Regions from separate parts of the Homo sapiens genome. Here all the other regions are linked to region 1. The links are chromatin contacts, found by Hi-C or POLR2A ChIA-PET in ENCODE. All regions are on one chromosome and are shown on one strand. The core of a region is the stretch at or near the end of the contact, and the rest is flanking DNA. Distances in the headings are between cores, read along the strand shown.

Region 1 (4,642 bases), core at 755-3,254:
ATTTCAATTCATACAAACTTTTAATCCGCAAAACTGAGGACCTGCAATTTAAGTATAACACCGTTCCGTGAGATATTTCTCTGAATTATCTTTCATGATCAAGCATAAATTTTTGTTTAAAACACTTTTTACTTAAGTAGATTACAGTTTCTCATTATAATCAGTCATTTTATTTGGAATTATAGCAATCCGGGTTTTTTTGCTGTACTAAGACGTAGGGAGTCTCACTTTAGGATTTTATTTGCTTCTTAGACATCATTTATATAATATTCCTTGATTTTTATTAAGGCAAAATTTGCTTTTCTAATATTCACTCGAGTAATATTTTGTGATAAAATCACTAAATTCAGGACAATACTTTCTGTATACTCTTGTATTGGAGTACAGATTTAATTCTATCTTCGCCGGTGCACAAATGTAAAAATATAACCCTTCCTTGAAATGAAAAGAAGTCTCACACCACTTTAAGGTAAGACAAAGGAAACCAAGTCTTATTTGCACAAAATAGTTTACTAAATTTAAAATCCTACTCAACCCCTCCCCGCAAATATCTCTCAAAAAGCTGTCAACATGAGGTCTTTGATTTCAGAGCTGTAGCCATGTCATTAATGGTAAAGAAGGTATATTCTGATTCTGATGTCTCTTCTTTGCAGAAGGGTCTTCTGTGGTATTAACAGAAACCTCAGCAAAGCTTGTGGTATCTCAGGGAGTGAAGCTGTGCTACCTAAAGAAACCCACTGGGTATAAAGTGGGGTGGGGGGTTGGAATGACAGAATGCTATCTAGCTAGACATCCTGAGGCAGATTAAAAAACCTTCCTCTGTACCCTGTCATTTCCTTTCAGCAAGATCCTGTTGATGTTTGCACAATTTAAAAAGTGTATCAAATATCTCAATGAGTAACATAAACGGTCCCTTCGAGTATTATTTATTTTTAATCGTTGATGGAAAAATATCAAAATAGTACCTTTTAAATTTATTTCCTTATCCAATCACAAGTAACACCACCAAACAGTTTTTTTTTTTTTTATCCCTACACTGTCGGGGAAATGCCAGACGTACCTTCCTTCCCTCTTTTTGTTTAAGAAAATGGAAAAAAGAAACTTTTAAAACAGAGCATTAGAACTCAGACACGTTACACACGTCTCCATAAAACTAACTTTAGTCCTGGAGAACTAAGTTCATGAGATATGTTTCCCTAAATGTTATAGCTGCTGTATCTACTATAAACAAAACAAGTCTCATTTGAAACAATTACGCATTTCGGGGCTAGTTATTAAGTATTCAGCGTCTGCCAGGATAAGGCGATCAGCGCTTCTACTCCGAATAACAAACCATAAATCAGTTGACAAGCTTGAAAGCATTCAGTCCTAGTCTGTTCGGAAGCCAAGCGTAAATACAGAAAAACCTGTTGGCATGTTTCTCTTGCTCTCTAAGTTTCGCGTTTTTAAAAACACTGTAATACGCAAATGGCGTTTCCCGTAAGTTTCTGGCTCCGAAATAATTTGGATAAAAAACCACAGCGAGGCATCGCGCACAGAAAAATGGAGCCTGTGCCTTTAAGGTAAAATCGGCTGGATCCCAAAAGGCATTCCTCTTTCACGACAAAGAGTTTGGCGAGCGCTACCTCTGGGGTTTCTCCGAGGGACTTGGCGGGTCCGAGCGGAACCCGACCAGACGACTAACCCTGCCTGCCCCGGGGCCCCGCCGCCAGCCCTGCGCCCGCGCGGCGGGAGCGCATCGCGTGCGCCCCGGACTCACCGCTGCCGGGCTGCGGGGACAGCGTGGACACCGAGGTCTGGCCCATGACTGGGGTCGCAGGGCCAGGTCCAGCGATCAAGCGGCTCCTTTGGTCCTTCGATCATGGGTCCGCTCCCAGCCAGACTTCCAGGCGTTCATGTCCCGGCCTGTGCCGAGCGGCCCGCCGGGTCCCCTCACCTTCTACCCCGCGCGGGTCTCCCAGCCCGGCCGGCCGCAGCCGGCGCGGCGGATCCTGCCCAGCGGATGCCTGTCATTCCTCTATGCAGATTAGCTGGGGTCAGGGGTCACGGGGGAAGAAGGGGGGTGAGGGCGATAGGGAGGGGAGGAGGGGGAAGCGGGGGGAGGGCGCAGGAGCAGGGGGTGGGGGAAGCCCCCAGCCGGCCCCGCCGCACCCGCACCCCCTCAGGGTGGTAGGGAGTTCAGGCTTTCAGACTACTCCTCTTTGACTTAAAAGGTTCAAAGTCAAATGATCCTTACGGGCTACAAGAAAAGGAATTAAAGTATTTAGTCACGGTACTTAATTTAACAAAATTTGTTTCTTAAAAGTTATTTCCTTCCTTACATTCTATTTGCAGTATTGTGGCACTCTCATGTCTTGTGCCCATTTTTTTCTCGTTTTAAAAATTATCTTCCTTTTAACAAATATAATTTTTTAAAAACGGCACTAATGGCCTCAATCAGGCTTGACAACAAATCTAAATGGTAGGTCTACGTGTGAGATCAACAAAATATACTTTTTGCTGTCTCCCACCTAAAACTCTGGAGTGCTGACCTCTCCTTTATTTCAAAAGAATTACTGTGAAATAAAGTGATTAAAATACACAAAAGGGGAAAAAAACTATAACAAACTTGAAAGGTGAATTAAACCCTTCTATAATATCCTGTTAAATCTCAATCTTCTTAAAAATATGAATACAAATAAATATTCTTCATATTTACAGTTAATGATTAATTAGTATAAGTAATCTTCATGCTATATATATATAATGTGTGTATATATATATACAGTATATGGAACATCTGTATATGGTGCATTAGATTGGATGGTGGTTACTGGATGTGTTCATTTTATGAAAATTCATTGAGATGTCTGTAATGATGTGTGCACTTTGCTGAAGGCATATATTTCATTAAAATGTAAAAAATATCAGAAAGTGCAATATATTTAGGTCATTTACCACAGCTTTCATTTTTTAATTTATCCTAGACAATCAACTCTGAACTAACATGAAAATCATTTTTTTCTAAAATTTTTATTATTAAGATCGTGCAGAGCCTTGTTTGATTTTTTTGAAAGGCACTTACTTGTCTGTTTTGTCATGGTTAATTAAGTTGCCCTATGTTTTTTCACACCCAAATAGCCCACCCACCACTGTGAGGAAGATCTTTTCCCTAAAAAAGTGTGATCCATTGTCTTCTTCCCTTTGCCTAATTCACTCTTAAGAAACACTGATTTTTTTTTTTTTAATGAAATTGAGGATTTAACCAAAATGTGAGTTCTAATTAGGACAATAAAATTAATCCTAACTACATTTCCTTATAAATACAAAAATGTGTTTTGGAAACACATCCCACCTGGGGCGCTAAGCGATGAGAGTAAGCAATTATAATGGCTGGCTCCTCCAGCTCTTTGCTTTGAGTTGCCGTAAGAAAAAAACAAACAAACAAAAGTGGTTAAAGGTAAGTTAAGAGGGAGAATGTTTCACTCTTCCTTTTGACAGTCTTTCTGATAAAGGGAGGTCACTGATCAGAGGAAATATACAGTACCTTTTGCACATTCAAAATATGTAACTGTAATAATTTTTAAATACTGATAAAAGTTAAACTTTAAGGTTGCTATCATTTCTTCTTTTCCTTGAGAAACAATAGCATATTTCTATTACTTCTATAAATTCTTATTTCAAAGATCAAGGAGGTGCACTATAGTTCCAGTTTTTCAGGAATTGCTTAATACAGCTATATTTACCTTATTCAAGACCTTTCATGATTTGCTAGTTAATATAATCTTCAGCCTCATCTGGGATTCCTATAATACCCTAACCAGGTTATGCAATTTTCTCTGAAACTCTTCCAGTTCCATTACATTATCCTTGAAGCATGTCAACCAAAACTGCAGGAAGTGTGCACTAAGTTTTCTTTCTAAGAGTGGGACAGTTCTTGTTCTTGGTTTCTAGAGCTTCTGATGGAACTTGGCATTTAAGTGGCCTTTTTATCACAGCTAACAAGTTATACTAATGAACATAGAAAACGTCTACAGAAATCTCTAAATTTCATTTCTAGGTTGTAACGCAAAGGTTAGATATTATCACCTAACAAGAGAATTTTAAGATAATTTTCCCCCAAATTGCCTTACTCTTGCCTTATTAGAACTCACACAGTTTTACTAAGAGTTCTGGGTGTTAATCCCATGGGTTTATAGTTTAACTCTGGAAACATTTAATGTCATCTGAAAGGCATGGACATTTCTCTGTATACTACCTCTCTCTAGGGAATTTATTAAAATGCTAAACAGGATTAGACCCAATACCTAACTCTGAGGAAGCTATCTATTTATAATTCTTCAGCATTTATCCCATTGGTCCCACCCTTTGTTCTCTATTTCTAAACCAATCTCTTATCCAGTGATATCTTGGTAAATGCTTAACTGGTTTGGGCTGGGGGTGAGGAGGCAGGAGGGGGCCTCAGACTGCTTTGTTTACTGTGATGTAAATACTCCTACAATAACCTATTCTACAGGCCTTCAACCAGCTAGCAAAACTGATATCAAACAGCTTGCAAAATTCCTTGAAATGTAACAATTTGGCCCACCAGCCTGTGTGAACTGCCTTCAGCACACCGCTACTTTTCTCTGTTATAATAATGCCGCATCATATCATACCATGG
Region 2 (4,642 bases), core at 755-3,254, 110 kb after region 1:
AATGAATAAATAGCTCAGAAGAGGTAGCTCTTCATTGTAGTAGAATTCCAATTGATAAATGCAGAAGGATGATAACTAGAAAGTCACCATCTGACAAACACCGCAATGATAATTGTTACTAACAATGATAATTGTTAGTGGGATAATTGGCTAAATTTGAATGACAGCTGCAGATTAGTTAGAAGTACTGTACTGTACTGCTCTTTACCTACATTCCCTTCTTGATTTCCATCGTTGTACTACAGTTTTGTAAGATATTACCATTTGGGGAGTCCAGGTGAAGAGTATACGAGAACTCCATGTACCAGTTTTGCAGCAGCTAAAAGTTAAATGATCTTAAATTAGAAAGTTTTTTAAATTTCATGAAAAATAGGAATATAATTTGCGTCTTCGAGTCTCAGGGGCATTTGATAAACATCGATCACCACTTGCAGAGCCATCCCTTAGGTTAGGGAATCAGGGCAATTGTCTTCAGCCTGAATTTTGGAAGAAGAGGAGGAGTCCGGGGAGGGATTTGCAATAAAGCGGCATCTCCACCGTCAAAAGTGTGCTCAATAAGATAGAGGCCCCCTACCAGAACGAGTCGATGAACCTGCTACTTCTCCACTTGCACATGCACCTCACGCTGGCCATGGCTGCTGTGCAAAGGACTGATCTTCATAAAAAGGTGTGGGGATTAGGGAAGGAGAGCAAGCGGGGAGAGGGAGAGCCCCAGGAGAGTGGGGAGGGGCCTGCCACACCTGGGGTGAGTTGCCAGTCACCTCATCAGGACCAGCTCTGGGAGCTGAACTGAAAAGGCACAAAACTGCCAATCGATAGAAAGCTATTGATAGAACATTTTCATGGCTGTATTTGAAATGCAGTCGATGTCACCCCCCAAAAACAATAATATTTACTTCCATGTCACTGGCAAGTGTGTTACTCCTCATCTCACATTTTAATCTCCAGCACAGTGAGAGAAGCCGAAGTACAAACCCTGCATAAGATGACTGTGAGTACAAAGACATTTGTGATTAGGGCCAGCGGGTGGCTGAATGGAAAAACAAATGGGGCTTCACCTGTGACTCAGACCAACAGCAACCTCGTTTTTTAATATCAGCAAAGCAAATCATTATTTCTAAAAATGTCATGCACACATTTTAAATTCTTAAATGTTATGATGCCACGAATGCTGATCTTTGGTTAAATCTGATTTGAGCCTAACACACTTAAGGGAAACAGAATCTCTTAAGAGCAGAGAATAAGGAGAAAAACAATGAAATTGACCTCAAAGGATTGGACTGGGACTTTTATTATTTAGGTTCCTAGATTTAAACATTTTTTATAGTAATGTTTACTCATTCAAAAACATCTACTGAATCGAATTCTGTGAACTGGTTGTCAAAAATGAAAATCTCCTGGTCTGGTGGAGATTTCTTTAAGACATTCCACCATATAACTTATCACACGCAGCACTTCCCAAATCTTCAGTCATTTGAATAGCATTTCTCAGACTTTTGCCATATCTGCACATCAATTATACTTTTATCTGCTGGATATTTCTCCTTAAGTCACTTCATTTTCTCCAATGTTATTGTAAAAGAAGCATTTATGCAACCACTAAGAATGGGAAAGACACATCACTTGCCATAAGTGGAAAAGAATTATACATGTAAATATTTAAAAAACAGGTATGTCTATCTATATTCCACATAAAAATATCCTACATACCACCAGTGGTATGTAGGCCACAGTTTGGAAAATATGGCAATATAATCTAAATAATATAAATACATCAAAATTTTCAGGATGTACTCCCCACATACAAGAAAGGTTTAAAATCAGAGAACAGACTGAGGCCATTTTAGAGATGGAATGTGTAGTCAGAATAAACACAATTGTGCCACTGTCACAAATAATCCCCAGATATCATTGGCTTGACATCACAAAAATGGATTTCTCAATTACATAAAGTCCATTGTGGGCCACATGATTCTCCAAGGAGACTGTTGCCATGGTGACTCAGAGTTGAGGCCAATGGCGGCTCCACCATCCTGTGGCTATGATTCCTGAACTTGTGGTCTCCTCAGTTGATGAGGTGAAGAAAGAAAGCCTGGAGAATTATGCACGAGCTTCTCACTGTCTCAGCCCACAAGTAACACACCTCTTTCCCTCACAGCCCACACTGGCTGGAACCAATCACATAGCCCTGCCTAACTGCAAGGGAGGCCAGAAAGTGCAACACTTTCTCATGGTCACGGGTGAGCACGAAACATCTCTCCAAATATGGGTTGGGAAGATTAAGAGACTAGTCCAGAAGAAAACAGTCTCCAGGGAGAAATATATCTGGGAATAGGAATCGAGAAAGCAACCAAGAGAGCAGAACTGAGTGGATGAGAGGAACTGTCAGACCACATCTGCAGCTCTGATTAGTCAAATCCGAAATGTGCCTGTTGATCTACTATTCCGTGGAAATACTGGAATCACCAGCTCAATAATAAGAGGAAAGTAAATAATACCATACTTGCGTGGATAATTCCCCTCTGCTCATACCTTCATTCAGGTCAACATAGATCTATCATACTCCTACAGTGTATAAGGGACGTGCTAAGCTTGAAGTACATTCATTCTAAAAATCAAAATACAAAGGCATGGGAAGACTAAGAAAATTTCATAAACCTTCATTAAATTATCAGAAATACCTGGGATTCTCAGCTCCATTTATAAAGAAACCAGAGTTACAGTTCTTCCATTACTGATTGCTTTCTGGATTGAATATTTGAACTCTGCTTTAGTGATTCCTCTTGCTTATATGTGGGAGGAAGACCCCCTACCCTGAGCCAGCAGCTGGAGCACAGCCTGAACACACAGGTTCTCCCTCCTTAAGTGTTGGGCTCTAGATTCAAGGTTTGAGTACCATAGCCTTGATCAGCAGAGAGAACTAACTACCTAGTTTCTACAGCTTTGCTTACTGCCTCTAAAGATAGACATTAACACCTTATTTTTGAATATTAATTTAGAGTTTACAAGGGCCCTATAACCTTAATTCATCTCATCTCTGTAACAGTCCTGTGAAGTAAGAATTATGGTACCCATTTCATGGAGGAGAAAACTCAGGGAACTCAGGGGACAATCCTTTGGTGGTATCTCTAGTTGGTGGCAAAACCAGGTCTGGGATTCTGTTCCCTTAACTCTTGAGTGTCACTACTCAGTGGTTTTGTTTTCCAAGGAAGAAGGCCTGGATATTATGGATTTTTTTAAAAAAATCAAGGTAAAGGAAAATATGTAACAACAGAAAATAAGTGTTTATAATATCATGGTGAATTTAGAAAGGGTAAAATTGCGTATGTGATTATAATTATGTGAAAAGATGCATAGCGACTATACCAAAATTCTCTCCAGGGCATGACAGAGTCGTGGGAATCGCTGGAACGTTTCTAGAGGTAAAGTTTGACGCTCAATGCTTCAATTGCTTCTGTTTTTAAAACCCCTTCTCTTCTCTCCCAAATCTCAGAGCATACTTTAAACCTCGATACATCTAAGGATTACACAGACAGGTCAAAAGTTTCACAGAGCAAACAACACAGAGGGAAGTTCATTCCTCAACTCAGTACCCCAGTGTAGGGAAGGTTCTAGCTGATGCAGACTGGCATTTCAAAATCAAAGATAGGGGGCGGTGGCTCACGCCTGTAATCCCAGCACTTTGAGAGGCAGAGGTAGGTGGATCACCTGAGGTCAGGAGATCGAGACCAGCCTGACCAATATGGTGAAACCCTGTCTCTATTAAAAATACAAAAATTCACCAGGCGCGGCGGCGTGTGCCTGTAGTTCCAGCTACGCAGGAGGCTCAGACAGAAGAATCACTTGAATCCAGGAGGTGGAGGTTGCAGTGAGCTGAGATCATGCCACTGCACTCCAGCCTGGATGACAGAGCAAGACTCTGTCTCAAAATAAGTAAATAAGTAAATAAATAAATAAATAAAAGTCAATAAATAATAAAAATCAAAGACCAAAGCCTGTATGGAGAAAACTATAGGAGAAAGTGTCTCTTCTCTCTAAATGAGAGAACGAGAGAGGGAGGGAACCATGAATTTTGCTGCGTATCTAAATTTTTGGGGGTTTTCAAAAGCCAAACACACTTAAACCACATCTGCAGCTTTCACAATGACTCCAGAATACTTGGGGCGCTAAAGTCACTTTGGTACTTCGAGGTAGTGAATTAAAGAAGTGAAAGTGTTACAGTGACAAGAGAGGCCACTGCTCTGGGAAAGACACAGAAAGGAGCGCGACGTGTAGATGATGAGGAACACGGAACTGAGTGTGTGGCTGCTAATGGCTTTAGATAAATCATCTACAGAGACGCTTCAAAAGGAAATTCTGAACCAAATGGAATGGGTCAAACTTAATCGGATCCTGATCCAAACATTCATTGATGAGACAATGGGGGAAATTTGAATGCTGACTGACTAGCTAATGTTATTAATGTTAAATTTTTTTTAGTATGATAATGGCATTGTGGGGTTTTTTTTTTTGAAAAGTCCTTATTCTTTAGTATTACATGCTGAAATATTTGTGGGAAAAATAATATGATGTCTGGAATTCATTTAAAAATATTCTGAGGTTAGGGAAGGCAAGCAGATAGGCATGAGGAAGAAACAATTTT
Region 3 (4,642 bases), core at 1,518-4,017, 81 kb after region 1:
ATGAGCTGTTCTTATAGGCTAGCAAGGGAAGCACCCTTTGCAACTCAAAAAATTTCCTCCGTAGGCTGTTTGGGATTCATCAAACAAGTATTCTAGGCTCTGCTTGACTTAAATTTAAATTAATAAGCATTTCTTTAGTAATACGACATTTGTTAAGTTGGGTTACTTCTTATCAAACATGTATTGATTGCTTCCATGAAAGACGTAGAAATCTTGTCAAGGTCTTCCTCGTAGCTCCCAGAACACTACTGAGTACTCAACAATTGTTTCTAGAATAAATACATGACCAGATAAGTGATGGATGAATCAATAAACAGTGTGGTCCAGGCAGGGCCAAAATTCCTAAAAATGCCTAAAAAGCATGTTACTTTTTTCTCTCATGAATCAATTTCTGCCTGATCTCCTTAAATAGCCTAATGAAAGTTTAGTTTTCTCCTACGAAAGTACACTTGCCATCTAGTAGTTTTATTTTTTTAAAGAGTATTAACACATAGGCTTTAGATTAATTGAGAGAATGATTCTTTTTCACCATTCTGCTTTTGTCTCCTTATCCAGGACTTCATTGAAAAAAGAATTGGAGGTGACCCCAATTTTTCAGATCAGCTTAGGACACCTAGAGCAAAGCGCTGAGTACCCAGAGGGTCATCAATAAATGCCTGACTGATTTAACTGGGGACTGACCTCTCTGACTCCTCCCACTGCCATCATTGTTCTAAAAGAGTCAGGGGTGAGATGCTATCTAAATTTAATTACAAAGGACTAATCTACTATGTTTACTATTCACGCCACTAAACCTGGAACAGATAACAGAAAGCATCAATGCCAGCCATTTAAATGGCTCTAGGTGGACTTGTTAGGACCACAGCAAACACTTAGCTAGTCTTTGAGACATGAGGTCTAGTGATTCCTCTAAGGGGGTCATAGAAAGTTCCTGGGAGCCATAAAAAAAGGAGATAAAACATCTGCATCTGATACGAAGGACAAAGCCAGGAAAGGCACTGGATAACAGTCAAGGTTAACCAGGTTCTAACATATCCACAGGGACATAGGCCAGGAAGGGGAAGCCATGTGGTTGTTCTTAGAGAAGTGCTTTGCCATCAGATGACTGCGATCCCTCCCTGGCCCACACTTCTGCTTTTACTTTCCTTTCCTATTATCTTTTCATCAGTATTAGTTTCCTGTTGCTACTGTAACAAATTACCACCAATTTAGTGGCTTAAAACAGCCAAAATTTACTCTGATGGTTCTGGGTCAGAAATCCAAAATTAGTCTTATCTTGTAGGGCTCAAATCAAGGTGTTCTGAAGGGCTGCATTCCTCTGGAGGCTCTGGCTTGGTCTCTTCCACCTCCTAGGCTCAGTTGCATTCTTTGGTTACAGCCTCATTGCTCCAAAATTTGTCTTCATTGTCACATTGCCTTCTCCTCTTTTAACCTTCTTGTCCCTCTTATAAGGAATCCTGTGATTACACTGAGCCCAGCCAAATAATGTAGGATCATTTCGCCCAGGATCATTAAGTCAACATCCTTAACGTCTTCACATCTGCAAAGTCCCTTTTGCCATGTAAAGTAACATATTCACAGGTTTAAGGGGTTAAGATATGGTTCTTTTTTGGGGGCGCGGGGGGCATTCTTCGACCTACTATATCATCACTGTCTTAACAAACTACATGCATCAAGTCACCTTAACTAAAGTTGCCTCTCCCCAGGAACAGGCTCAGAAACAGCCAAAGCCCCCACCGCTACTTCCGTAGGTGCACCTGAAGTCTTGCGTGCTGAGTAACAGGTAGAAAATATGGCAGGTGGTAGGAGGAGCATCAGGAAGGGCACCAGCAATGGGCTTTGAGCAGGTAATGAAAGAGAATTTCTCAGGATAAAATGGTAGCGAAATTATAAAAAAGAATGTCAATATAATGGACCTGGAGGATTTCCAATAATCTAGCTCTATATGGCATTCCAAAGCCTGGGTCCAGCATGTTCAGTGGCTTAAAGGAAGAAGTGTTTAGGTCAATGCTGAATAAAGACTTTAAAAACCTCTATGCTAGAACACAAATGGAACCATGTATTGTTTGAAGGGGGAATCAGATCTCCTTAATCCTTTTATCACTGGCTCCCATCAGGAAAAACAGACAGCAGAAGAGGAATCCAAGAGTCCAGGACAAATTACAACTGAACTCTGCAAAGATGACATATGTAATACACCTTATTCCAAACATGTTTGCTCACATTTGGCATGTGGGTTGTAGAGAGTAGGGATTTCACTTTATTTTTAGGATGGTCTGTGGGTAGAGGATGATATTCACCTTGAATAAAAGAAATCACATTTAATGAAAATGCATGAGGTCTTTACTACTCACCTGGAAGCCAGTATTATGTTTCCGTACAACTGCTCAAGGCAAAAAAGCAAAACCACTGAGATACCCTAGACCACCTCAATATTCCTTCAAGGGAGGGACAGCAAGCAGCTCACGAATGGTATGTCTTTCATTTCTTGGAGGCTAGGTTGAGCAACTATCTTCCTGGAAGTCATTCCTGTCCCTCCCTACAATGGGTTTTCCCAAGAGAATGTGTTCTTCCACAGTGTGGAGCGTGAGAACACAGAGGGGAAAATACATGCCAAGTGTAGAAAGATCCAGAGTATAGAGCAGAAGAATGTGACCTTGATGTGCATACTGGGAGCAGAAACGCAGGAGGGAAGGAGGCAGGAGGGCTGTGCTGGCAGCAATAGGGCTGTTGCAAGACACAGGCAGAAGGCAGATGGGGCTGCTGGCCAGCAAGTAAGTTCACAGGACTTTCAGCAAGGGCTGCAGAGCCCTAGCAACAGCCCCAGAGTTGGACGCCATGATTCTTTTTATTTTTATTTTTATTTTTTTTGAGATGAGGTCTCACTCTGTCACTCAAGCTGGAATGCTGTGGCACGATCACAGTTCACTGCAACCTCAAACTCCTGGGCTTAAGCGATCCTCCTGCCTTAGCCTCCCAAGTAGCTGGGACTACTGTCACATACCACCACAGCCAGCTAACTTTTTTATTTTTAGTAAAATGGGGTCTCACTATGTTGCCCAGGCTGATCTCAAACTACTAGGCTCATGTGATCCTCCCACCTTGGCATCCCATAATGCTGGGATTACAGGCATGAGCCACAGTGCCCGGCCTGATGGCTGTGATTCTTACACAGAGTTTTGGTGTTTTCAAAAACATTCACTTGTCGAAAACCTATTATATTATCCACTCAAAAACACTGGCTGTTAAGCATTTATTACTGATATTCTGCTAACAATCTGGGGATACAAATATAAGTAAGAGTGTCTCTCTCTTAATGCAGTTCAGGTAAATGTGAGCCTCAATAACAAGATCACCACCAAGAAATAAACCTTCTGAGAAAGGACGACCCGCTTAGTTAGCCGCTCCCAACTTGGAAAACAGAACATACGCTAAAAAGACACCAAATGAAGACCTAGAGGAATAAAGGGACTCACAGATCTGGCTTGCTGGGGACAACAAAAGTATTTTTCATGGCCAGTTTTGCAGGCCTGAGGATCAAGATTCAATTAACATGTGGATAGTGCTATAAAATATCTGTAATTCATTTGAGATAGTTAAATTACTTAATAAGCATAATGATTAGTAAATTATCTAAATTTATAGAATCTCCGCCAACTGAATCATTCTCAAGTGTTCTTTTATTCTTTAAAGTACTATTTTAAGAGTCTCCAGTAGATAGTGCTTATACGAGAAATAGTTTGAACCATAGAAAAACTAAAAAGGAACAAACTTTTCCCTAAGTGACGCTACCTATAACCCACCCAACTCAGTAGACAGGAAGGGAGAAGGAAAAGGTTAAAGGATTAATGTTTAAATAGCACCATCAGCATGTAATGATTCACCAGTGTGTTTATCTTTGGAAAGCTAAATTAAGTAGAACATTCTGGTAACATTCTTTATTTTTATTCTAACAGCACTTTTTTCTCTCTTTAAAAACAACAACAAAACCACCTCTAGTCCTCTTCACGAAAGAGGGCTGGGTACTGGAACTAATGTAGGACTCTGTTCCCTTGAAATTTGGATACAATTTTAAATTTGTCATCTAAAATGTGGCTATTGAAATAAAATACATGGCATGGAACTTCAAGTGAGCATCAGTTTCTCAAGACACACCTTATAGCTTGCTCTGTGAAAGTCTGAATTAAAAATATGTTAGCTCATCAGTCATTTGAGTCTGGAAACATTTAAATAATTAAGCTCCAAATGCAGTCAGCACCATAGAATTCTCATGACCCAGGCCTTGCCTGCTGTGCTTCAACAGGATTGAAAAACTCCCCCGGAGCCAAGTAAATGTGGCCCAAATCCCTGCATTTTGGTCGAATGCTGGAAATAAAGTTACCTTTACTGTTAAAAAGCTAGAAAATCAGAAACCTGTCATGTACACTTCTCCCTTTACCTAATTAGCCTTTAGTGTGTCATTTGACATACTTAACTTAGTTCATATATATTTTAGTGCCCATCCTCTAATTGAACTTTTTAATAAGCAACATCATTCCTCGTCCATCTATATTTTGCATCAAATGCGTCACACCTTATGAAGGTGTCTAAATTTGTTCTTACTATGAGAATCTAAAATTGTCTTGCTTCTAAAACCTGGTTT

What was found. A loop is a pair of places that touch in the nucleus more often than their neighbours do. ChIA-PET counts read pairs that join two places held with the same protein, here RNA polymerase II (POLR2A). Pooled maps may share reads with other maps.
Region 2: a loop to region 1 is called in a map of heart left ventricle, with 2.2 times the contacts of the local background. The contact joins the promoter of PHACTR2-AS1 here to the promoter of PHACTR2 in region 1. A Hi-C loop is called at or near these places in 20 of 168 maps with a recorded cell type or tissue (Caco-2, Calu3, GM23248 and 13 more), 1 of 37 single-sample maps with no recorded cell type and 22 of 50 pooled maps. POLR2A ChIA-PET finds 5 or more read pairs at or near these places in 6 of 52 experiments (AG04450, H1, MCF 10A and 3 more).
Region 3: a map of heart right ventricle shows a loop between it and region 1 (2.6-fold over the local background). The contact joins the enhancer-like site here to the promoter of PHACTR2 in region 1. A Hi-C loop is called at or near these places in 13 of 168 maps with a recorded cell type or tissue (GM23248, Right ventricle myocardium inferior, adrenal gland and 9 more) and 11 of 50 pooled maps. POLR2A ChIA-PET finds 5 or more read pairs at or near these places in 5 of 52 experiments (AG04450, H1, MCF 10A and 2 more).

Annotation. Positions count from the first base shown.
Region 1 is chr6:143,675,327-143,679,968 of GRCh38, reverse strand. It overlaps PHACTR2 (phosphatase and actin regulator 2), which reads right to left and starts at 2,004. Exons shown (of 13, transcript NM_001100164.2): 1 at 1,760-2,004. The coding sequence starts at 1,805. RefSeq lists a silencer at 1,763-2,062 and an enhancer at 1,812-2,660.
Region 2 is chr6:143,566,701-143,571,342 of GRCh38, reverse strand. It overlaps PHACTR2-AS1 (PHACTR2 antisense RNA 1), which reads left to right and starts at 2,004. Exons shown (of 3, transcript NR_027113.2): 1 at 2,004-2,483. It also overlaps a transcript of PHACTR2 not described here.
Region 3 is chr6:143,595,067-143,599,708 of GRCh38, reverse strand. It overlaps a transcript of PHACTR2 not described here. Among named protein-coding and RNA genes, the nearest start is that of PHACTR2-AS1, 28 kb to the right of the region's middle. Within about 2 kb of position 2,767, at least 3 of the 41 ENCODE cell types and tissues checked have a DNase peak (open chromatin) inside an H3K27ac peak, as active enhancers do; they include heart right ventricle, where a contact is called at or near this core.